4 separate regions of the Homo sapiens genome follow, and all the other regions are linked to region 1. The links are chromatin loops, found by intact Hi-C in ENCODE. Cell type or tissue: PC-3. All regions are shown on one strand. Region 1 overlaps OSBPL3 (oxysterol binding protein like 3). Region 2 overlaps OSBPL3 (oxysterol binding protein like 3). Region 3 overlaps OSBPL3 (oxysterol binding protein like 3). Region 4 overlaps OSBPL3 (oxysterol binding protein like 3).

The links. Hi-C counts contacts between places; a loop is a spot of excess contacts. Peaks named below come from ENCODE experiments on the same cell type or tissue, not always from the same donor. Only the 100,000 strongest peaks of a DNase experiment are listed, where the experiment ranks them.
Region 2: a loop joins it to region 1, with 4 times the contacts of the local background. A loop is called at or near these places in 17 of 110 quality-filtered maps.
Region 3: a loop joins it to region 1, with 7 times the contacts of the local background. A loop is called at or near these places in 3 of 110 quality-filtered maps.
Region 4: it touches region 1 in a loop (6-fold over the local background); 8 of 110 quality-filtered maps call a loop at or near these places.

Annotation. Positions count from the first base shown.
Region 1 is chr7:24,817,408-24,822,407 of GRCh38, forward strand. It overlaps OSBPL3 (oxysterol binding protein like 3), which reads right to left. Exons shown (of 23, transcript NM_015550.4): 17 at 2,768-2,831. Among named protein-coding and RNA genes, the nearest start is that of GSDME, 62 kb to the left of the region's middle. In PC-3, CTCF peaks have their summits at 2,998 (motif pointing right), 3,213 and 4,062; DNase peaks (open chromatin) are centred at 3,024, 3,614 and 4,214; H3K4me3 peaks cover 1,324 bases; H3K27ac peaks cover 2,082 bases.
Region 2 is chr7:24,879,647-24,884,646 of GRCh38, forward strand. The region is part of intron 2 of OSBPL3 (oxysterol binding protein like 3); the gene reads right to left. Among named protein-coding and RNA genes, the nearest start is that of OSBPL3, 98 kb to the right of the region's middle. In PC-3, a CTCF peak has its summit at 2,176 (motif pointing left); a DNase peak (open chromatin) is centred at 3,545.
Region 3 is chr7:24,947,734-24,952,733 of GRCh38, forward strand. The region is part of intron 1 of OSBPL3 (oxysterol binding protein like 3); the gene reads right to left. Among named protein-coding and RNA genes, the nearest start is that of OSBPL3, 30 kb to the right of the region's middle. RefSeq lists an enhancer at 2,873-3,372. In PC-3, no CTCF peak of the experiment used is centred here; no DNase peak of the experiment used is centred here.
Region 4 is chr7:24,919,710-24,924,709 of GRCh38, forward strand. All of the region lies in intron 1 of OSBPL3 (oxysterol binding protein like 3), which reads right to left. Among named protein-coding and RNA genes, the nearest start is that of OSBPL3, 58 kb to the right of the region's middle. In PC-3, no CTCF peak of the experiment used is centred here; a DNase peak (open chromatin) is centred at 2,872; H3K4me3 peaks cover 462 bases; H3K27ac peaks cover 2,709 bases.

The DNA of each region.
Region 1 (5,000 bases):
TCAGGAGGCTGAGGCAGGAACCCAAGAGGTGGAGGTTGCAGTGAGCCAAGATCATGCCATTGCACTCCAGCCTGGGTGATGGAGTGAGATTCTGCCAAAAAAAACAAAACAAAACTGAAAACGAAAAACAATGGGCTCTCCAAGCCTGGCTAAGAGTCTGGTTTGTGTGCACTGAGTGGAAATAATCAGGCCACTGATGTGATTAGACATGGACCTTGCAAAGGCAATTGGAAGCCATATGGAGAATGGAACAGGAGTAGGAGAGAGGAGAAGCAAGGCGACAAGTTAAGAGGCTACTGCAATTGCCCAGGGGATAACAAACGGGATGAAGGGAACCAAGACAACAGACGCGGGGAAGTGAGTGAGCCCAGAAATACTAAAGAAGAAGAAATAGGCACTAGGTCAACTAGGTGACAAGTTAGATACAGACTGAAAAAGAACGAATTTATGAACAATGTCAGATTTCTCTAACTTGCAATGAATGGTGGTACCAACAGAGAAGCCAGGAAATAGAAAAAGAACAGCAAGAGGATCCCATCTGGCTGCTGCACTGAGGATCTACAGATCACAGGGAAATCAGGGTTGAAGCAGGGGGGACAGTGGGGAGCCCTGGCTGGGGTCCAGGTGAGAGAGGTGGGTCTGGGACCAGCGAGCACAGTGGGCCTCATATTGTTTAATCCTATTTATATAAAATGCCCCAAACAGGCACATTTATAGGCTGGGGAATATTGAGAGAAATGGGGCAGGTGGCAGAGGGGGTGGATAATATTTGCTAAAGAGGATTCTTTTTGGAGTGATGAAAATGTTCTAAAATTAACTGTGCTGATAACTGCACAGTTTATTAAATTCACAATTCTGTGAATAAAAACCATTGAATTGTACACTTTACACGGGTGAATGATATGGTATATAAGTTATATGTTCATAAAATTGTTACCAAGAGAAAAAAAAGATAGATGGCTGTTTAAAGCTAAAGTATTAACAATGTACTACATGGTTTATGATATACAGAAGACGTATGAAAAAATAGTAGAGAGGTTGGGAAGGGAAAATGGAAGTATACTTCTGTAAATCTCACTATATGAAACTGGCATAATATTATTTGATGATATTAAAAATATATAACATAAATCCTAAAGTAACAACTTTAACAAGAAACAAAACAGGTAAGTATAGCTAATAAGCTAACAGGGGAGATGAAAGAGAATGATAGAAATTATTCAATCCAAAAGGCAGAGAAAGAGGAAACGGAGAACAAAGAACAGATGTGACAAACAGAAAAGAAACATCATGAGGGCAGATTTAAGCCCAGCTACATCTACAATCACAACAAACGGAAATGGTTTACACAACCTACATAAAAGGCAGAGAAATGTCAGGCTGGGTTACAAAGCAAGATTTGGGAATCCTAGGCCCATGGAAATAGGTAGATTGCTCAGGAAAAGGCTGATGGGGAAGTATGGCCTAGGAGAAGGATGCTAAGGCTGAGAAGGGAAGGATGTAACACAGGAGCACACAAAACTACTTTGAGAAGACCCCTCGCATTAAAAAAAAATCCAACTTTTGGCTGGGCGCAGTGGCTCATGCCTGTAATCCCAGCATTTTGGGAGGCCGAGGCAGGCGGATCACAAGGTCAAGAGATCAAGACCATCCTGGCCAACATGGTGAAACCCCATCTCTACTAAAAATACAAAAATTAGCTGGGCATAGTGGCGCATGCCTGTAGTCCCAGCTACTCGGGAGGCTGAGACAGGAGAATCACTTGAACACGGGAGACGGAGGTTGCAGTGAGCCGAGATCGCACCACTGCACTCCAGCCTAGCAACAGACTGAGACTCCATTTCAAAAAAAAAAAAAAAAAATCCAACTTTTGAAAAAACAAAGAAGAGGTGCTTATAGCATGAGTGAGATTTACCAATTAGGAGGCTAGGAACCTTATGAGAATATTTCCAGAGGGTTTTGGTGAGAGAGCAGTTTTAATTTTAAACTTTAATAGCAAAGGTGAAGAAAGAAAACCATGGTACTTGTCACTTTAAACTGGAAATACTGATTGCCTCCAAAGAGAGAAACTGAGTGGCTGGGGAAGGGGGTTACAGTATACTGTTTCGTACTTTTAAAGTTTAATAGACTGCGTGTGTGTGTGTGCCTGTGTGTGTAAAGGTAACGTGTGATATCACTAGTAGCAGAGAAAAATATTTTTAAAATGTATATGTGCTCACTGTCCAAAAACCTAGGATGCTTATATGTTCCTTCTACAGTACACTTTTTTTTAATAAATTGAGAGATTAACAAAATTAATCCATCTAGGAAATATCTATAGCCTTATTTATTCTTTAGAAGATTTACCCACCCAACCCCAACTCAAAATATAAACTGAACAAAATTTTAGGAACAATCATCTCAAAAATGAAAAGAAGTAAGCAATGTAAAACACGACTTCAGAAATAAAATTTAAGTTTGACAAAAGCTGAAAACCCCTCTGCTGTCTACACTCTGATAAACAACTGTAAATATTTAATGTCTCTTGAAATATGTGAGGCATTTCAAATGATTTTTACATAAGATAAAGTTACAGAAATAAATGGAGGTGGCTCAGATAAACTAAGTGAGAGATGAGAGGCAAGAACAGGTGGCGCAGATCCTTCCAACCAGGCCCAAATCCAAGGACCACTTTTGATCTCAGTAAGAATTGACAGCAATTCTTGGATAAAATAAATAGATAACATATTACACAATATGATGGAAGTAAAATGTATTAGCACATTACCTTGCCAGAAAACAAAATTTCTAGACTCAGCATGACACGCAGAGATAGGCGGATGGTGGCTGACCTGATGGAAACAAAGGACAGAAAAACAAAAAATGAATGAACTTTTGTGTCTCATGAAATCCATTCTTTCTCCCCTGCACTGAGATGTAACAGCGTGCAATGCTGAACTGAAGGAAAAACTTCTTTAGTTTCCCTCATCAAGTGTGTCCTCAAGAGGGCGCTCCTGATACAGTCAGCTCCCACTTGCTCAGATTGGTCAAGGCTGAGGGGAAGGCCCTTGAACGGAAGCCTCCAGAAGCCTCCGTGGGAGGGCGGCCAGGTGGCGAGTGATGAGGATAGAGGCGCATTTTGAAAGACATAAAAATAAAAACGGAGACATGTGAGGACTGCTCATCCATAACATATAATCTGACATTGGCTACCAATGTCAACATCTCTTATTAGCTGTTCTGAAAGTAGCTGCAGATGTTTTAATTAAGATATCAAATAACAAGTATTTTAAATGCAACCCAAAATGTTCTTCCTCGGGCTCAGCCAATTTAACTCTTGAAAACTCTGCATCATAAAGTCCAGCCTCTTTTCAAATCACCTACAAGAAGACCAATGCAAGGTAATTTTTTTAAAAAAGAGTGTTTCTATTAAAAAAAAAAAAGGTAAACACAATTGTTGAGGAAATGTTAGTCAACTGTTAAGAAATTTTATTTATTTTTGGTCTAATAAAACTATCTTAAGCAAATAAGTAATCTCATTCCAGAAAAGAGAATCCCCTGGAGCAGAGAGTGCCCTTTGGCAAGGGGTCATTACTCATTTTATTCAGCAGTGAAGAGGCTGAAGAGAAAATGGCTCCTCCCTCTATTTCCTCATCTCAGTCACACTCAGGGAACGTTGAGAGGTGTATATGCTGTCATTCTAATTCAGCACTGGTGAAACCACAGTAATGCTGCCAAGGGTGTTTCCAGAAAGTTCTCTGATGTAGCTGATTCTTAACAGAGGTGTCTTACATTGAGAGTATCTAGCTCAAAGCCTGCACCTTATAAACGAAGAGACTGAAACCAGAAAGATAAAGTAACATTTCCCAAGCCACACCAATAGTCAGGGAAGAGGTAGCGGTAAGTCCCAGCAGTTTTGGTTTACCTCACTGGTTTTCAAACTTTGCAAAAAGAAGAAAAAAAATGTTTTAAGCAGCTGTACAGTTTTCAGACCCGTCTTATCAAGAACCCAGAATACTGAGCCCTTGCTTGAGATAAACAGGTGGGGAGGAAGGGAGGGCAGTGGGTGACAAATCCACAGCTGTTCACCTTCCTTGGGACCCTCAGCTGAGGAACATGGTTTGAAAACTACTTCTGTATGCCAGGCCTCCAGCAGGAGGACTGCACGGCTGGGAGGATGTGGTCACACACGCCACACCCAGATGTGACTCATGGGATTACAGCCGTACCAGTGTGGGCCAAAGAAAGGTAGAGACAAAGACGTAAATCATGTAGGCATCTTTCAGATTCCTCAATAAACACCAACGCCAGCTGCAATACAAAGCAGGAGACTCAAATCTGCTGCTCTTTGGTTTGTCTTAGTTCCCATGTGCCTCCTAAGAACGTGAGCCCTTCTGTGCCTGTGGGATTTTCAAGGGCAACTTTCACTTCAAGCACTGACTTAGAAACCTAATCCCATAATGTAACTCTCTGATTTCCTTTGATGTTGTCTTTTTTCTTTTTTTGAGACAGGGTCTCCCTCTGCCACCCAGGCTGGAGTGCAGTGGCACAATCACAGCCCACTACAGCCTTGACCTCCAGGGCTCAAGTGATCCTCCTGTCTCAGCCTCTCAAGTTGCTGGGACTAAAGGTGTGTGCCACCACGCCCGGCTAATTTTTTCACTTTTTGTAGGGATGGGGTCATGCTATGTTGCCCAGACTGGTCCGGAACTCCTGGCCTCAAGTGATCTTCCCACCTCAGCCTCCCAAAGTGCTGGGATTACAGGTGTGAGCCACCATATCCAGTTATCTTTTTTAAAAAAATCCTACCACTTGGAGATACCTTATATTAAAAAATGCTACATTCTTCTCCTTTTCTTCACTAGCTGTCTTTCGATGAAAACAACGGAGCTAGCTTTGAAACCATGGGATCATATAAAACAAAATCAAGGTGCAGTGGCATAGCCCTGTAATTCCAGCTACTTGGGAGGCTGAGGCAGAAGGATCCCTTGAGCCCAGGATCCAGGAGTTCAAGACCAGCC
Region 2 (5,000 bases), 62 kb after region 1:
CAAGGAGATAAAATCCTGTGGGCTGCCAGCTCTGTCAGTGGCTCCACCTGAGGTCATTCCCATCCTGAGTTTCCAAAGAGAAAAACGCTTTCCAACTGTATTGACCACAGACGGATTTATAATTAAAATAGCATTAATAAAAACACTTCAATGTACATATGACTATTTCCACGCTGTTGATCACTCACTCAGCATTTATGGCTACAATTACTTTGGCATGTTTTTAGGCCCCTCAGATATATTGGGAAGCCATTAATATTTGTTAAATATTCCCCTAATTGTATCAAGCCCCTTAAAGCTACAAACAGCATCTTCTATGCATTTTTCTCTCCTCCTAATGCTCTGTTCGGTAAGCAGGGTCTCTTAGACTATTAAAGATGAAAACATCCAGCCCATAAATGTCATTCCTCTCTGGCCATGCAGCCCACTGGGGTGGTGATGGGGTTTTTATAGTTGCTATTGTGGTAGTGATTATAGTTATAAAAGTGACAACTACTATTTTTTTAATATATGTACCTTGTGGTGATTCTATAATGAAAGCATTATTATCCTCATTTTACAGATGAGAAAATTGAAGCTCCAAATTAGTTTGTGCAAGATCACAAACTATTAAGAGGCAGAACCCATTTGCAGACTGCGTCTTGAGATCCCACGCAGAACCTCGCAGCTGAGTGTCCACTGTGGATAAGATCACCTAGAAGCAAACTAGCACTCAGCTGAGCCCATCCAGGGCCACCTACTGACCCTCCCCTACCAGTCCTGCCTCTCACCCCCCTACTCTCTCCCCCAGCGGAACAAGTCTGTCTTTTGTTCCAGGGGCATGTTTCTGCCCTCCATACACTTGTGGCTTAGTCAATAAAGACAAGATAGCTCTGTCCACCCAAGTGACTCAAGGGTCTCTTCTGAGTTTTTCTCTTGCCTTCAAAGTACACCATAATGATTGGCTTTCCTGTACCATCATGGAATATTTAAGTCTCAGAGTGTGACACAGAATGAAGAAGTCATTTACCCAGCTCTTTCATTTAGAGATGAGGAATCTATGCTGAGTGATTTGTTTGGGGCTGCGAAAAATGAGTGAGGGGCTTTTAAGGACCAGGACCCAGGTCTTTTGACTCCAACTCATGAGCACACACCTTGTATGAAGGGGAGAAAAACTCCAAAACAGGCTCCTGTGTGAATGGGACTGGGGCCTGAGGTGAGATATTTTTCCTTTTTATATCACCCAGGACTGTTTTAATATTTTACCTTTATTATATTTTAATTTAAAAAAAACCTTTCAGTGACATGTCACAGAGCCCTGCCCTTTGGTGTCTGAGCACAGAAGAGAATCACAGACTCTGCACTCAGATATAATACTCTTGTATGCCAACTACAGGGCATTCATGACTCTTCAAGGAGACCCACTGCTTTGCTGGACAGCACCAGCTGAGAACAGTGCTCTCTCTTACAGAGTGCTCAAAACTATTTTTTCAGAGCTAATTGAAATTTGCAATCAAAGCAGAGATACATTCTGACTAATCAACACATGCATGACTTAGAATCACAGGAGTAGGTGGCAGAAGTTTAGCACAATAAACTCTTCTTTATCTTGATCCAAATCAGAAGTGAATTATTTTCACAGTGCTACACAATAACTGGTTCTCATAATGAGAACCTAGTGACAATGTTAAGATCTCAGAGAACTTTACAAATCAAAGAAGGAATGACTTTAGTGCCAAGTATGTTATAGTCCAGTTTGTAACGGAGCTTCTTTTTAATAGGGGGGTCCCTGCTTAAAGGTCCAAAGCTCATTATCAGGAACTAGAGATACAAAGATGTAAAATCAAGTGCTGGATCTCAAAAAGCTAACATACATTACAAATGTTAATAAAAGGGATACCACAAGGTTGAAAATTTGTAAATTGTCAAATGGGAGATTCACACAAACCTGCTGCAGGAGTTCAGACAGGCATAATCTCCAAAGCCTAGATCCACATGAGCTGGGACTCCCAGAAAAAATGACACACAGTAAGCAGCAGGGTGTCTTAGATTCCTGAGGCCAACTTGATGAGCAGTCACAAACTTTGGTGGCTTAAATAAACAGATATTTATTCTCTAGCCGTTCTGGAGGCCAGAGGTCCAAAATCAAAGTGTTGGCAGGTCCACGCTCCCTCTGGAGGATCTCAGGGGGATTCATTCCTTGCTTCTCCCTCTGGTGGCTGCCAGCATTCCATGGCATGGCTTGGCTTGTAGCTGCATCACTCCAATCTCTCTCTCCACCATCACATCACCTTTTCCTCTATGTCTGTCTTCTCCCGAACGTGTTTCTTATAAGGACATTTGTCAGTGAATTTAGGGCCCACCTGGATAATCTGAGCTGCCCTACTCATCTCAAATCCTTAAATTAATTACATCTGTAAAGGTCCTTTTTCCAAATGTGGTAACATTCACAGCTTCCAGCATTAGGATGTGGATACATCTTTTTCTTTTAAAACAGTGTATATATTTATAGGGTACCTGTGCAATTTTCTTACATACACAGTTTGCATAGTGGTCAAGTCAGGGCTTTCAGGGTATCCATCACCACGTACATTGTGTCCATTACCTAATTTCTCCCCCTCCTCCCTCCCCCACCCTCACCTGCTGAGTCTCCATTATCTAGATCATTCCACTCTCTATGTCCACCTGAATACATTTTTTAGCACTCACTTATGAGAACATGTGATATTTGTCTTTCTGTGCCTGGCTTATTTCACTTAAGATAATGACCTGGTCCAGTTCCATCCATGTTGCTGCAAAATACATGATTTCACTCTTTTTGATGGCTCAACAGTATTCCATGTGTGTATATATTTTCGTCATCCATGCAATCATTGGTGGAAACAGGTTAATTTTATATCTCTGATATTGTAAATACTGATGCAATAAACATATGAGTGCAGGTACCTTTTAGATATATTTATTTCTTTTCCTTTGGCAAGATACCCAGTAGATCACATGGTAGTTCTTTAGTTCTTTGGGAAATCTCCAGACTGTTTTCTGATGAGGCTGTACTAATTTACATTCCCATTGACAGTGTGAAAGAGTTCCCTTTCTTCTGCATCCTCACCAACATGTTGTTGTCTTTGTATTAATAGTCATTTGACTTATATAAGATGATATCTCATTGTGGTTTTGATTTGCATTTCCCTGATGATTATGTTGAACATTTTTTCATATACTTGTTGGCCACTTGTATGTCTTCTTTTGAAAAATGTTTATTCATGTCCTTTGCTTGTTTTTTAATGAGATTATTTGTTTTTTGTTGTTGTGGTTGAGCTGTTTGAGTTCCTTGTATATTCTGGATATTAGTTCCCTGTTGGAAGCATAGTTTGCAAATATTTTCTCCCATTTTGCAGGTAGTCTGTTCACTGTTTTCCTTTTGCTGTGCAGAAACTTTTTAGTTTAATTAAGTAGGAAGTGAACATGTCTTTTTATGATTCAGCTCACTACACAGGGCCCCAGGGACCACGGGGCCAAGATGTGCCAGGAATGTGATTCATCTGAAGTAGGAACAGAGAGGAGGTGATTTAGGGTGATGTGGGCTTGTGAACAGATGCAGTGGAAAACACAGCTGAACTTGACGGTAGGGCCAGGGTGTAGGTTTTAGAGGGATATCAGATGACACTAGGGAAGTCTTCTGTTGTGCCTCTGTCCTACTTCTTGCACTGTCACTTCTGGACCTTTAGTATTTTAATATTATCAAATTACTGAAGCAGACTTTCCCCTCCCCAGGAAAGAGCTATTGAATCGGTCAGCTCAGTTCACATTTGCATCAATAGCTTCTTGAGAACATTCCATTACCTTGTACAGCTGCTATGCTGTGCTCTCAACCAGAGCATCTGGGCCAGGGTTCTGCCTTCCTGTATCTTAAATGTGCCCACTGCCAACCATGAATAAATATATTTATTTTCTTAAGGCATCCCATGCAGTTTTCATCAAAGTAATATTTCTAAATCTCACCCAAATATATTTGCTGTGATTATTATTCCAGGATTGCAGAACAATACAGACAGTTCAGCAACTTTCTGGAAGTGTTTTAAGATTTCAGTTTCTCGTGATCTTCAGAGTGTGGAATGCAGCTGACAGTCTGTCATTTGTGGATGTGGAGAGGAACAAAGAAGTCCTGACAACTCAAATATGTCATTTGAGCTGATACTTTAACCTCTTCTGATATCAAATGTTTGTTTGTGTCTTATAAGACTTACTCAGAGTGGAAATATATTGAGAGCTCAGTCTTATTTCTTCAGCCTTCCTGCCTCTGAGGTATGTTATAACCATAGGGGTGGCTAAAAGGTCAGCAGTAAGGAGGAGAAGTAAAAGGCCCAGAAAATGAGAATCTAGAAAACTATAAGAACTATATAGTTAATTATTTTTCTCAGTGGGGTCCACTAGAAAACAAACAAACAAACAACAACAGCAACAACAAAAAAAAACAGCTCCAGGCAAACAGGGATCCTAAGGCTACTTCAATCATCCACGTTCTTCTTGGCCCTGCATTCATAAAGATGTGAGCTGAGGGAGGCTTGTTTAAATAACAACCATTTGTACATAAGGCATGGAACTTGAATTAACTTCTGAAGAAGTCTTCTAGCATCTAAAGAAACCCAGTGCTCTCCAAACAGTTGGTTGCCGGGTCACCTACCATTTATTAGCCATGGGACTCCAAACAAATCAGTTAATATCTTTGGGCTGTATTTCCTTTCCACAGTGGGGGAAACATTACAGACCCCACTGAGTTGTGCTGAGACTCCAAAGGGTAGCATGAAAGGATATTATGAGCTGTGAAGATGCTATCGGAGAGTTTTCACTTCGAGTGTCCCATGCTGAGTCTTCCTGAGAGCAGCCTAGACACAAGCCAAGCTGCCTGCCCCTGCACTGTGCCACCCACCTCCCAGCTGAAAAGATGAAGCAGGGAAGCAGCTGTGACATTGCTTAAGGGCTCCCGGGACTCCTCTGCTCACAAAAGGCGAATGTTTATT
Region 3 (5,000 bases), 130 kb after region 1:
AATATATGCATGTGTATATATGTATACATACATATCCAATTAAATCACACACACACACACACACACACACACACACTCATTGCATACTACCCATGTGCCAGATTCTGTGATCGGTGTTGGTAATTTGACACTGTACAGGGGAACAATATAATGTCCCCAAAGAGCTCTATCCATTCACTGTGTGCCAAAGATGCAAGAGATTATATCACAGATTAAGCTTTAAGAATGATTTTTTTAATCCAATGTTCATTTCTAAATCTTTTTCAAGAAATAAAAAAATCAAACTAAGACGACCTATCATATACCATACAGCAAGCTCACAGACCTATATAGAAATCCCTTGAGCTGGAGCTAACAACAAGGACACATCACAGAGAAACGGTCTCCCTTGGCTACGGAAGACAAAGCGAGAGAGAGAAGATTCTCAAGTGGTTTCAAGTCTGGGAATGATAGCCTAAAAAGAAAGTCTTAGGAGAAGACAGAAAAGTATTTTCAAATATTTGAAGCATTGTTGTACAGAAGACATCAGACTTATTCTACTTCAGAGGAAATAGCTGAAGTACTTCTATACAAAAGAATTAAACTTTTCTATTAATACTTCAGAAGGTAGACCTATGGCTTACAGGTGGAAGTCAAAGCAAGCAGATTTACCTCATTTTTTTTTTAAAAAGACCCTTCTAACAATTTGATAGCTCACAGCTGGAATGGGTTTCATGCAATGGTACTGAGTCACTGAAAAAGCTTTCAGAGGCTAAATGATGTCCATCAGCAAAGTTGTGTAGATTACAGAATCAGATGGTGTATAGGATTGGGTGATAATGCAATACCTTCTTCCAGCCCTATTCTATTATCCATTCTATGGAAGAGGATGTCTCCATCTTTTCTTTGAGTAAATAATTCCCAAATCATCTATTAAAAATCTCAGGATCCTTAATTCTACATCTTTACTTGGTATTTGTCTACCTAGGCTAATACTGAAGCCAGCTAATCTCACTAAGCCCTCTGTCATGAAGAGTGAAGAAAGACATCAGAAGTATCTTAACTGAGAGGGTAGATGGAGGTCCCTCAGGACAAGCTCTTCCGAGGTGTGGATACAAAGTATATGGCTGAATTATGAGTCATCACAGGAAATCAGTTGTTCGTAATAACAACACTGCTCCTAGTCAACAGAAACAGAAATTAATTAAACAATTTCCAGGAGGAGGTTTTAGATCTGGCTTTTATGATGTTAATGACTTATCAAAAGAGTCTGCATATCATGATGTCTCTAGACTTCTACTTCTTTATTTTTCCTTTGTAAACTGTGTCACACCAGGCGTATCTCACCATGAAAACATTGTGAGTAATCTCACCACACTGGGGAGAATTCATATTAGTAGTTGAGCGTAAATTCACCTAGAATTTATCAATTTGCTTATTCACGTTAACAGAACCACATTTTACACACTGTATAACCTGCCATTTTCATTTAACAATGTATTCCTGACATCTTTCCATAATATGACATACAGACCTACAGCATAGCTTCACAGTATTCATCACATACTGTGTTCCACCAAGTCTGGAACACACTCTTTCTCATATTTTAATATCTCTGACATTGGGTGTGTCTCACATTTAACAGCCATCATAGTTTACCTGGCAGCATATTTTCCTTCCTCAGTGGGACATTTTCTTTCTTAGTGGTACATAAATTAATGGGGGATCTTACAATTGACAGTCTTTGATTCAATGAAATAGGTTAGCTGAACTGTATATAATCAATCCATTTTGGATGTTGGCAGCAGATCCTCTTGATGTCCCCTTGTCATATTCCCTCCACCCACCTCTGATTTCAGCCATTGCCATGGCGGGGAGTTCAGAGTAGGGTGGCCTCAAGCTGACAGCTCCCACTAAAGACAGCATAAGTGTCTCTTTTGTCCCCAGAGCCTTCTTTGAAGCTGGGTGGCATCAACTCAGCCTGAAGGCAAGAGTGACCCAGAAAGGCGGAAGTACAAATGGCCCAGTGCACAACCTCAAGCAGAGGGGTACAGGGATGGCTGTGTAAATGCTCTAACTATAACACACTCTGTTATTATTGACTTTCTCCTTCCCTGCCTCTCTCCCCGCTCCCTCAGCGCTGCTTCCTAAGATCACCTCCCAAATAAATTATTTGCACCCAACTCCTTGCTTCAGGCTCTGCTTTCATGGGCCCCAAACTAAGCCCAGGCCTTATGGACTATTTCAACAGTCTCCAATTTATCAATACTTCATGCTTCAAAAATATGTTTATAAGTCAACAGCTTGGAATTTGCAATCCATTGTTTTCCCCACAGAAATGCTATTATAAATGATTAGATTCATAAGCCAGGTCATAAAAAGTATTCATAACAGCATGGAGTGCCAGCACAAAAGCTCCTAAGAAAACATGTCATTTTGCCACACTGCCTTTCTTTACCAGAATAAACATTAGTAATGCAATTAAGGCTCCAGGAACAAATATCCATCCACGTTGACATGTGCATACAAAAATACACACAAACACACACACACACATATTGGTGAAAGCAGATCTCTAGAGAATCGAAATGCCTGTATCAATATTCATTTAAGTCCTTATAACTAGGGCTTACAACTTGAAATCCAAGAAATATAGAAAGAGTTAAACTCATCAAAGGTCTCAAAAGGGAAAAACAGAAACTATTTAGTTCAATACACAAAACATGTAGGCCGGGCGCGGTGGCTCACGCCTGTAATCCCAGCACTTTGGGAGGCCGAGGCGGGCGGATCACGAGGTCAGGAGATCGAAACCATCCTGGCTAACATGGTGAAACCCCGTCTCTACTAAAAATACAAAAAATTAGCCAGGCGCGGTGGCGGGTGCCTGTAGTCCCAGCTACTTGGGCGGCTGAGGCAGGAGAATGGCACGAACCCAAGAGGCGAAGCTTGCAGTGAGCGGAGATCGTGCCACTGCACTCCAGCCTGGGCAACAGAGTGAGACTCCGTCTCAAAAAACAAAACAAAACAAAACAAAAACATGTAAAATTTCTTAGCCAAAGATGTTAAGGGTGAAATGAAAGAAAGAGGGTCATTCAGAACAAATTAGTGCAGAATTAAAGTGGTTATGTAATTTGGAACTCAAGTCACCACAGAGGACTGTTTAAAGTCAATGCTCAACAGTTAGAAGTCTGTTACAAAATCAGAGGAGACTGAACTTGAGTTGAAAAAAAAAATTAAGCTTCATATTTTATATAAAGCTAAGCCTTAAATCTGAATGAATGGATTAAAGTTGCATTTATATGATATTGTGTCAAAGCCCCATTAAATGATCATTTAATATTCAAAACAACGATCTCCCTCCCCACCACCAGCCCCAACAAAAAGAAAGAATCTCCCAAATCAAATTATTGATTGTAGCATCAAGAGGATGGAAAGTAGGAGAAAAGAAACGAAGAAATTTGAGATTATGGAATCAGACTGAAAGAAATCAATCAAAATCTTATCTAAAAATATTTGCTAGTGGCCTAATGTAAGTGGATCCTTAAGTGGGGTTTTTTCAAATTTCTTAAAAATAAAAATGCCTTTAAGTAAAAGCAACTCCTTGCTCAAGTAAAAAGTAAATCAAAATCACTTTTTCAATTATGCAGAATTTATATGTAACTTCATATTCCTTCTGGTAAAAAGAAAGGGGAAAAATGAAAAAGGTGAACCGAAAAATAAATCACTGAATGTTATTAAATATATACATCAAATCCATGACTACAGATGTGGGCACAAAAAATAAAAACACTTTTAGATCCAGGAAAGAAATCTGGTTTACAAAAGCCAGAAGACTATTAGTATTTATGACTTAAACTTAATTATTGTGCATATACACAAATCCCTTCCCCCTACCCACACACACAGGATTTTCTTCCCCCAAGTTCCCCAATTTAATGGTAAAGACGTAAGCTTTGAGCTTAAAACAAGAAATATTCTTTCATTTTGTTCTTCCATGTAAGGGCTGACAAACACACCACGGGGGAGAAACCTGTATTAATGATCCTCATAGCTTGCAAGAAAAACTATTAATTTCAGTCTAAACAAACACAAACAGGGACAAAACATTCTAGACATAAACCTGCTGCAGAAGCTCTCCAAAATCACAACACCCACGGTACATCTTTCAGCTCAAATGAATAAACACTTCCAGTGAGACCTCAAATGTTTTCTTTTTTTTAAAACATAAAAAGGAATCATTTTATTCCAACATGAATGAGACTGTAGAGAGCTCTAGTACTGTTGACAGCAACACTTCTTGGGGATATTATTAACTGGATTATAACATCTAATAACTAAAAGGAAGAACACGAATGAATGTAGAGGGGCCTCCCCACCGGCCATTCTTTCAAGCTTCAAAAAAGGAGCTCAGACTTTGAGTAAAGTCTTAGTCTTGGAATGCAATAGGCAGGAGGCACTTGAACTACCCAGACACTGAAATGATGCACAAAATTCTGCTCAATAGGCTGATATTTCATGTGGGTTAGGATCTGTAATCTAAACAGAATTAAGAAAAAAAATTAAGAAGCTAAGCACAACATAAATAGTCCAACTTTTTATTTTAAGGACAGAGAAACTGAGGCCCACAAGGCTCAAGTTTTGCCCAATGTCATGTAATCACTAATCATATACCGGTTATCTAGGTCTCCTGACATTCAATACAATGCCCTGTAGCAAACCGAAACCTCAGAAACCTCAGAAGGTATGGTCTAATCTAACATGTCTAAAATATTATTTGTAATACCCTTAAAGAATATCCTGAAATTGGATGAAATTTTAGATGTTGCTCTATAAATATGGAAAGATGCTCATATGAGCCACCTTTGGAGACTAGGTACTCAAATTTATCATGTATCTCAATACGGTTCATGCCAGGCATATGTATATTCACATGCAAAATCCTGCAACATTCTTAACTGTGCATTACATCAACTCTATAGAGATTATGGTAAGGTTATTTCCAGGATTCTAGGCCTGCCCTA
Region 4 (5,000 bases), 100 kb after region 1:
AAGAAAATAAAAAGGCAATCCACAGAACGAGAGATAATATTTGCCAATCATCTGATATGGGTCTAGTATGCAGAATAAAGAACTCTTACAACTCAATAATAAAAAAACAAATAATCCAATATTTTAAACAGGCATATAACTACAATAGACATTTCTCCTCCAAAGAAGCCACAAAAAATGGCCAATAAGCACATGAAAAGATGCTCAATGTCATTAACCATAAGGAAATGCAAATCAAAACCACAATGATGTACCACTAAAATGTTTATATAAAATTATTTACTTAACAGACAATAACAAGTGTTATCAAGGATGTGGAGAAACTGGGACCTTACACAGTTTGATGGGAATGCAAACTTTGGAAAACCTTCTAGCAGTTCCTGAAAATGTTAAACATGGAGTTACCATGTGACCCAGCAATTCCACTCCCAGGTATAAACCCAGACATATGAAAATGTATGTCTACATGAAATCTTATTCAGGAACGTTCATAGTAGCATTATTTATAATAGTCAAAAAGTAGAAAAAGCTAAATATCTACTAACTGAATACATAAATAAAAAGTAGAATATCCACACAATATTATTTCAGCCATAAAAAGGAATTAAATAGTGAGTCATGCTACAACATGTATGAACATGTAAAACATTACACTAAGTGAAGGAGGACAGATTTTTTAAAGGCCATATATTGTATGATTCCATTTATATAAAATGTCCAGAATAAGCAAATCTATAGAGACAGAAAATAGAAAAATGTTTGCCAGGGGCTGGCTAGAGGCAGAAGGAAACAAAGTAATATGGAGTTTCTTTTTGAGTGATAGAAATTCATTAGATAGTGGTGATGGTAACATGACTCTGAATATACTAAAAAATATTACTGACATACATTCTAGAAGAGTAAATTCTGTAGTATGTGAATTATATCTAAATGTAAAAATCCCTTGAAAACTCCAACAAGGAAGTTATGAAAACCCCACCAAGACTGCTTTAAAATAGCAAGCTCAGTTGAAAACAAATGACCAAATAAAATCAACATGGGACCCTGTGATTTCGGATCAGCCTATATAAAGCCTATTGAATCTATACCATCTAGTGAACTCATGGAAATGAAAGAATTAAACAGCAAAAGTCAGAGGTCAAATTCAACTTCTACACATGGAAACACCTGTACAAATTATGATAAGACTTGTCAATCCTGCTGCCACATTAGTCATCCTAGAACTCACTTGAGAGGTTGTTGACAATTATATCCAGTAATGAACCTGGGGTCTTCTAAGATCCCAAAGGCTTTCTTCTATCCCAAGAGGCAGCACCAGCTTAGATCTCTGAGCATTTATTTATGTGTAATCCAAGGTCTAATGAAAATCTTTACAGAATGACTAAAAGCCTAATCTGGATGTGACATGAAAATGACTTTCAAACTCTGAAACAATTGGTTGATCTTTGCTCTATATGCTTGCTTTACATTTAGCAGTGACTCAAGCCCACATTAAAAAAAAAGTTACAACAACTCTAATTCTCAGAAATACCACGATGTAGGCTAAAATAGATACACATATGTACACCCATATTCACACAAACCAACCCATCACGAATCCAAAGAATGACATAGGCTAATGAAAAGCCTGAACTGCATTGTCTGCAGACAAAAGAACAACATGAATAGGGCAAGCACAGATAATCCCAACTTTTGAGGCTGAGTTCCAAAAGGTAATTGTAAATCACCTCTTTGACACTACTCAAAACACATTTTTTCATAGACGTTTGGTCATGTGCCCAGGCCAGCCCAGAGAGGCCTATGCAATGCACTTAAAGCTAAACACGCCTTCCAAGGTCAACTCCAGAATGTAGCTCAGAAGTGGCAGCATCCTGGCTGCAGCAGCAGGAAGTAGAAACAGTGTACCCTCTAGGGTACCTCTCAGTTACCCTAAACTGAGGAGCAAATACAGGGCGTGGTCCACATTGGGAATCCCATCCTACTCCCACTGAGACATATAAATCCTTAACAAGGGATCTCTAAAGGCTGAGAGAAGGACCTGGCTTCCTAGTACTATCCCAGAGTTCTAACCTCAGTACAATTCTGCTAATTTGGAAATGAAAACAAACAAGAGTTCACATTATGGGATTTTAAAGAACCTTCCATTCTTACAGAGAGCCAAATTGCTGGATTTTTCAAAAATGTATTTTGTAAGGAAGATACATGAAAAGTAGATTAGGAAAAGTAGATTCGTGACTTTTGGCAGCTTCTCAACATCTATGATCAATACAGATTCAATTTTTCACCACCTTTATGTCTCACGTCCAGCCAAGAGGCTGGTACACAGCAGCCACCTCAAAAACGCTTGTGGAATCTCTATACTTCTAACATTGTTAGTATTGTGAATGCAATTTACTTTTTAAATACTGTAAAGTAACTTACATACAGTGTGACGGGGATTAACAGGATTGGCCTGGCCTCAGAAAAGACATTATTTAGGTGAGAAACAGAAAATAGAAGGTTAACAAATACAAACTACAAGCACTGTACTATCTGGACTGTGTTACAAAAAGTCCTAGAAGGGCACAGTGAGGGGGACTGGGGAGAGCACAAACTTTCGTGTTAGAAAGGTGGCTTGTCCTTACCAGCAATGTGACCTTGAGCAAATCTGCTTCCTTGTGCCTTGATATTCTCAACCAGGGAACAATTCCCTCTCAGGGGAATTGTATGGCTGAGTGACCAGCGTGGGAGGGAAATTAAGTTTTCGGTGGATACTGTGGTGCTTTTAGAGTTTGATTCTAGAAACATGACTTTCTCATTAAACAATTAAATACATAAAATGCACTATGTGATTCATCATTACAGTAAACCCCAAGGGAAGTGTGTAAAATGCCAGGCTGCTCTCCCTAACCTTTCCTCCATTTCCTTATGCCCTCTTCTTGTTCTCCTGTGACTTCCACAGACCTGCCAGCTCTGCCCTGGTCCTCAGTCTGACCTCATTCTAGCCTGACCACCTGCTTCACAGCCTTGCTATGAACTCTGTTCTTTGCACGTAATCCCCTAGTCCTGCTTCAGGCTTCAGGTCAAGGATCTCTGTCCAACCCTGTCCCTGCTGCCCTCACCCTCTTGGTGAAAGTGACAGACCACCCTCTCAGGGAGAACCACAGGGCTAATTCTGATTCCAAAGCAAGCTTATTACTTTAGGGTCGATGCAGCAAACAAACAAAAAAGCAAGTTTGCTTACAGTTTTGGCAGTCGAAGAAAAAAAGGAAAAGAATAAGAAAAAGAAAAAAACATATAAACATGACCATCAGAGATACTCTACACTATAACCACTACATACTTCCCCGCCCCAACACACACACAGAATCAGAGGTGGAACCAATTAAGCGAATCTTCCTCAGTTCAGAACAGCAAATCTAATCCTAGAAGATAGTTTCCATCAATCACAATAGGTTATCTATCTAGAAAGGGCCATCACTAGGCCCACAGAGGAGCCCAAGCATGCCTGTTGACCTCTCTCTACAGAGTGGAGCTCCTCAGGACTGGGGAGTCAGAGCTAGAAGAGCGTCTCTGCTCCTCAGCAACCTGCTCCTAGAACCAGCCTCTTCCACTCTCAGGGTGAATCAGCATCCAGGTCTGTGCCTCATGTCTCCCTGTCCACTGGAGTAACCCCAACAAAGGGTAGCCACTGTGCTGACCTAGCTGAGCCAACCAGATTCCCTTCCTCAGAACGTGGAAGTATTTCGAAGTTAGACACACAGGGACCTAGGCAGACTCTGAAGACCACTGAACTCAGTAGATGGGTAGGACTGCCAGGGCAGCTATTTTTAACCATGAGCTGGGCAAGCAGGGATGAGTATGGGACGGCAGGGCAGAGAGAGGGAGGGAGAGACTAAAAGATAAGAGAGATTGACAGACAGGAGTCCCAGAGAAATACAGAGTGTGAGGCACAGAGACAGGCAGACAGACAGCACGCACATGCAATGAGACAGGGGCAGGCAAATAGAAACCCAAAGGAGACCAGGAAGATGCGGAGCTGCAGTGGGGCAGGCGGGCGGCCGGGTGGGGAGAAGAGAGATCTTCATGGGGCTCTGTCTGCTGAGTGGGAGGCCCTCCTGTGTCACAGCAGTGCTTCCTGCTGCCTGCCAGGGGCTCTGAGAGCTGCCCCCTTGCATCACTCCAATCAACCCTCTCTTACCTGATCCAGTCTATTTCTCACTTATGAAATCTAGAAAAACAATTTCAAATATCAACACCTAATGAGAAGCAGCACTGGCAATTTTGACACATATTGTGGATAAATAAGTTAAAATATCTGGGAAACCTACTTGGCTATCACTAACAAAATTCTATAAAATATTGATACCTTTGGACTCAATGTTTATAATAGGAAAAAGTGTATACAACCTCAATGCCCAACAGTAGAAGAAAAGTTAAGCAAATTAAGACCAAAATACGTTTACTTCATGTGGTGAATAATATCACCTCTAAAAAGATTTATGGTTAAGAGAAAAATGCTGAATATAAAAGTACATAGAACTATGTAAAAATGTACACTGAAAATAAAGACCACAAGAAAATACCGAGGGAGATAATAGGAGGCCACATTTGGGTGGCAACGCTAAGAGATTTTTTCTTCCTCTATACGTTCTCTGTATTTTCAACATTTTTATAATGAGAATATATTCAAGATGATATATTACGTAAAAAACAAATAGAATAAAGAGCGAAAAAGTAGTAAGAGTCTAACTCCGATACACTTTTGTACTTGTGACTTTCCTATTGCTATGATACCCAGTACGGATTCCTACACAGAACTGGTTCTAAGAATTGCCGTCATCTGGCTAAGCTTCTTCCCGGTATTGCTATGGTGACATTTACTTAGTAAACATTTCCTCAATGCCTGCCCACTTTGTACAAGGTTGAGTTTAATGGCTGCTGATACTCTGATGGGCTACTCGCTACCCATACTTTCTGAGACAGCCAATTCCATTTTTAAGTGTTTGGGTGACACTGAT